Regions from separate parts of the Homo sapiens genome. Here region 1 is linked to region 2. Evidence: chromatin loops called from intact Hi-C (ENCODE). Cell type or tissue: ascending aorta. All regions are shown on one strand. Region 1 overlaps COMMD1 (copper metabolism domain containing 1). Region 2 overlaps COMMD1 (copper metabolism domain containing 1).

Region 1 (2,500 bases), 97 kb before region 2:
GTTCCTTAAAAAGTTAAAACATAGAATTACCGTATGATCCAACAAGTCCACTCCTAGTATATACCCAAAAGAATTAAAAACAGAGACTAAAATAGATATTTGTATACCCATGTTCACAGCAGATTAGTCACAAGAGCCAAAAGGTGGAAACAACTCAAATATCCATCAACAGATAAATGGATAAACAAAATGTGGTATATGTACACAATGGAATATTATTCAGCCTTTAAAAGGAATGAAATCCTGATATGTACTACAACAACGATAAAAGTTGAAGACACTATGTGTAAAATAAACCAGACACAAAAGGACAAATATTGTGTGGTTCTATTTATATGAGGTACCTAGAATAGGCAAATACACAGAGAAAAAAGTAGAAAAGAGGTTACCAGGGGCTGAAGAGATGGAAATTGGGAATTATTGTTTAATGTGTACTGAATTTCTGTTTGGGATTTAAAAAAGAAAGATCTGCAAATAGTGGTGATGGTTATACAACATCATGAATGGGTTGGATGCAGTGGCTCATCTGTAATCCGAGTGCTTTGGGAGGTGGAGGCAGGAGGACTGCTTGAGCCCAGGACTTGAGGCTACAGTAAGCTATGATCATGCCACTGTACTCCAGCCTGGGTGGCAAGACTGCCATCTCTTAAAAAAGAAAACCATCTGTACTTAATACCACTGGGCTGTACTTAATACCACTGGACTGTACACTTAAAAACTGCTGAAATGGCCGGGCGCAGTGGCTCACACCTGTAATCCCAGCACTTTGGGAGGCTGAGGGGGGTGGATCATGAGGTCAGGAGTTCAAGACCATACTGGCCAAGCCAATATGGTGACACCCCATCTCTACTAAAAATACAAAAATTAGCCTGGCGTGGTGGTGCACACCTGTAGTCCCAGCTACTCGGGAGGCTGAGACAGAAGAATCGCCTGAACCCAGGAGGTAGAGGTTGCAGTGAGCCAAGATTGCACCACTGCATTCCAGCCTGGGTGACAGAGCAAGACTCTGTCTCAAAAAAAAAAAAAAAAAAAAAAAAAAAAAAAAAAAAAGGTTAAAATGGTAAAATTTTGTTATGTGTATTTTACCACAATTTTTTTTTTTTAAGTACTAAAGAAGGGCTTGGGCCAGAGGCCTTCTACATTTATCTTGGCAATAGAGCAGTGGCATACATGGAATGAAGCCCAGAGCCAACCAGCCAGTACACACATACTAGACAAACACAGGCAGTTCAACACTGCTGGGCAGGATACACTGTTGCCCTGAGTTTAGGACAAGGGATTTATATCCAAAAATTGCTTCCAAGTCCTCTTAAGGCTTGGCTTCCTGGCTTCCTCTCAAGCACCCCATCTGTCTGCAAGAATAGAAACAGACAGCCTGAACAGCTGAACGAAGTCCAACACCAGGGGCTGCGTGCTGGCAAGCTACTAGTCAGAGGCTGAGGACTTCAGCAGTGCCAAAGCCCTATTCTCACAGGGTCAATGAATCTGCAAAGACACTCATCTTTTTCTCTCCTCCTCTTTAAATCATTTTATTGGGTATAGTATACATAAGAAAGGGCACATCATAAGAAACAATGATTTTCTTTTAAAGTCTATAAAAAATTTATGTTCAGTAATCTCAAGTGCATCTCTCTGTAAGTTGAGAGTTTTAAAAATAAAATTACTTCAGCACAAACAACATCTTCTTAACTGCCAAATGTTAAATGATTTCTTTCATATTTTTCCCCAAGTGGAAGGGGTAATTATAGCTACCAGAAAACTCAAGTTGTATGTTAGACAGTCAACACTGCAATAAGACTGTTTTAACAATGACTAGAATTACCAAATTATGCTAACATAGTCTTACAAGAAAAAACAAGGTGTTACCCCCAATTCCTCACTTTCTCTCATTCTCTACATCCCTTCCAAGTCAACTCAAAGCAACTCACCCATATTCAAAACCTACACTCTACCTGCTCACTTCACTTCCTTAAAATTACCTCTATTTCCATGCCGTTATCTCACCTGGACCACTGTGAGAGCCCAGTAAGTGGCCTCCTGCTTTCACTTTTTTCCCCCTACAATACTGATTTTTATTAGTTATCCCTAGGTTTGACAAACAAGTTTTGGAACATATTATAATAAAAAAAGTTTTTAAAGGAAGGGACCTGTCATAAATGAGAAACAGAGATGGAAATGTGGAATGGAGATTGTGAGAAGTCCATGTAAACTCATTTCTACTATTTTTTGGAGTGGAATATTAATATTGGCTCCATTCATTTCTGAATACCTCATCTTATTAAGAGAATGAAGGATAACAGTTTTTCTTTTTGTTGTTTTGTATTTTTTTTTTCCTTGAAATCCCATTTACCTAATTAACATCACATGGAGGTTTCAAGGAAAAAGAGAATTGCTTTTAATGTGCAGAAAAGCAATTCCAACCTTAGTGATATTTTCCCCCTGGGATCTCAGTATCCCAGTACTGAGATCCCAGAAATCCATTCTCCATAGGTGAATCAAG
Region 2 (2,500 bases):
AGCAAAACTCCATCTCAAAAGAAAAAAAAAAGTTAATCTTACAAATAAAGCACAGGTAACAGAAACCATCTCCAAATTTCTAAAATTATTGTTTTAAACATTTACTTGAAACATAAATTTTTGTCAAAGATGAACCACATAACAGAAGTCCAAATTTATAAAAACTGCATTCTACATTAAGATAGAGCTAAAAATGTGGGTGTTTTATTAAGACAAAAAAATCATGATTTTTTTTCATATTTCTGCAGTTTAAGGATCCACTCCACCAGACTGCATCATTTATACCTTTCTCATGGCATTTATCATATATAAGATAGGGACAGTGACATTTACCTTGTGTATAGAGCAAGGTTCAGCATATTAGGGGTTTAGTATGTATTTAATAGGTAAATCAAAGATAAACATTTCCTTTAAAATCTCCTTACCCAGCCACTCCTTTAACCCAAGTCAAGTTTCCAGGCCCAGAATAGCTGCTTTGAGAAAAGGAAAACCAAAAATAGATTAATTGAATGGGTTTTGCCCTAAACTAAGAAAAAAGATTTACAGGACATTTGGCCTCATTACAGGTCACCTGAGTCTATTAAAATACTCTACAAATCCCAGGTGGGTAATCTGCAATTGCTGCTTTATCATATGACGTCCAGTGTTATAAAAAAGTAACATCAGTCATTTGTCTATTCTTCAGAGAATGAATAATATGTCTCATGTATTACCATCTAAAGTCTCAAAAATGTTCAGTGAAATTAGCAAAACTTAGTCGCTTAAAAACTAGAGAACTAAAAGGAATATATTTATAGAACTTTAAATTTTCCAGAAAATGGTATTTCTAAATTAAAAATATCAAGTCAAATATTTAGACATCTTTTTGGATAATAAATTTTTATTGTTGAGTAGCCAACTTTTGAGCATTTTCTGAACTAGAAACATTCCAGAGAAAGAACATTTCAACATGATGTTGCTTCTAGCATACTTTATCAGTGCATTGGCAAGCCAATATTCCACTGCCACCTACAGTAGAAAAACAGAATTACTGCTTATAGTTAAGGATGTAGACAGAATACAAATGAAACCTAAAAGTATGACCTAAGAAGTCAAAAGTTACCAGTCTCTTCTGTTTCCTAATATAAACACTTTAAGACTATATATTCTACATCCATTATTTTATACTCAAGTTAACTTCTTATTAACATATGTTATCCAAAATGTGTAAGCGAGGCCGGGCGCAGTGGCTCACGCCTGTAATCCCAGCACTTTGGGAAGCCAAGGCGGGCGGATCACGAGGAGTGGAAATCAAGACCATCCTGGCTAACACGGTGAAACCCCGTCTCTACTAAAAATGCAAAAACAAAATTAGCCGGGCGTGATGGTGGGAGCCTGTAGTCCCAGCTACTCCGGAGGCTGAGGCGGAAGAATAGCGTGAACCAGGGAGGCAGAGCTTGCAGTGAGCCGAGATCACGGCACTGCAGTCCAACCTGGGAGACACAGCGAGACTCCGTCTCAAAAAAAAAAAAGTATGAGCGAAGTTTCTTCTTAAATTCACTCTAAAATATCAAAAAGGTAATACATGATAATATTAATACCATTCATTAATAATGCCATTCTTTGATTTTAAAAAACTCATCACTAACGCATAGTAAACTTCAGCCATTTTGTAAACTTGATACCAAATGCACTTTTTTTTTTTTTTTAAACTGGAGTCTGGCTCTGTCTCCCAGGCTGGAGTACAGTGGCACAATCTCGGCTCACTGCAACCTCCGCCTCCCGGGTTCAAGCGATTCTCCTGCCTCAGCCTCCCCAGTAACTGGGATTACAGGTGCACGCTACCATACCCGGCTAATTTTTTTTGTAGTCTTAGCAGAGACGGGGTTTCATCATGTTGGCCAGGCTGGTCTCAAACTCCTGACCTCAAGTGATCCACCCACCTCGGCCTCCAAAAGTGCTGGGATTACAGGCATGAGCCTTTGTGTCCGGCCCCAAATGCACTTCTAAGCTTCTGTTTTTACTGCAATTGCTTTCCATAAAAATTTCCCAGGTATTTAGCAAGCAGGATCAAATTATGCTTTTAAAATAATACTACAATATGCAAAACACCAAACTACTGGAATATTTAAAATATAAAGAGGTTAAATGAAGGCATTTAACTTCTTCACAATTTACATCATACCCCAAAATGTCTTAGCAATAAAATGTTTGTCAAAATCCTCTAAAAAGAACTTCGAGTGCTGGGTACAAATGGACTAAATTCCTAATACTACATTCCAAATACTGCATTTTAAAATCACAGTTGAGACGATTAAATTTTTAAAAAGCTAAATACAGGTCAGACATGGTGGCTTATGCCTGTAATCCCAGCACTTTGGGAGGCCGAGGTGGATAGATCACTTGAGCCCAGGAGTTCAAAACCAGCCTGGACAACATAGGGAGACCCTGTCGCTAAAAAAAATTTTTTTTTTAAATTAGCCGGGCATGTTGGCACACACCTGTAGTCCCAGCCACTCAG

Evidence for each region. Hi-C counts contacts between places; a loop is a spot of excess contacts. Peaks named below come from ENCODE experiments on the same cell type or tissue, not always from the same donor. Only the 100,000 strongest peaks of a DNase experiment are listed, where the experiment ranks them.
Region 1: it touches region 2 in a loop (3-fold over the local background); 2 of 110 quality-filtered maps call a loop at or near these places.

The regions. Positions count from the first base shown.
Region 1 is chr2:62,013,093-62,015,592 of GRCh38, reverse strand. The region is part of intron 2 of COMMD1 (copper metabolism domain containing 1); the gene reads right to left. Among named protein-coding and RNA genes, the nearest start is that of COMMD1, 110 kb to the right of the region's middle. In ascending aorta, a CTCF peak has its summit at 1,355; a DNase peak (open chromatin) is centred at 1,252; H3K27ac peaks cover 1,094 bases.
Region 2 is chr2:61,916,545-61,919,044 of GRCh38, reverse strand. The region is part of intron 1 of COMMD1 (copper metabolism domain containing 1); the gene reads right to left. Among named protein-coding and RNA genes, the nearest start is that of COMMD1, 12 kb to the right of the region's middle. RefSeq lists an enhancer at 1,392-1,892. In ascending aorta, a CTCF peak has its summit at 1,015 (motif pointing left); a DNase peak (open chromatin) is centred at 1,253; H3K27ac peaks cover 797 bases.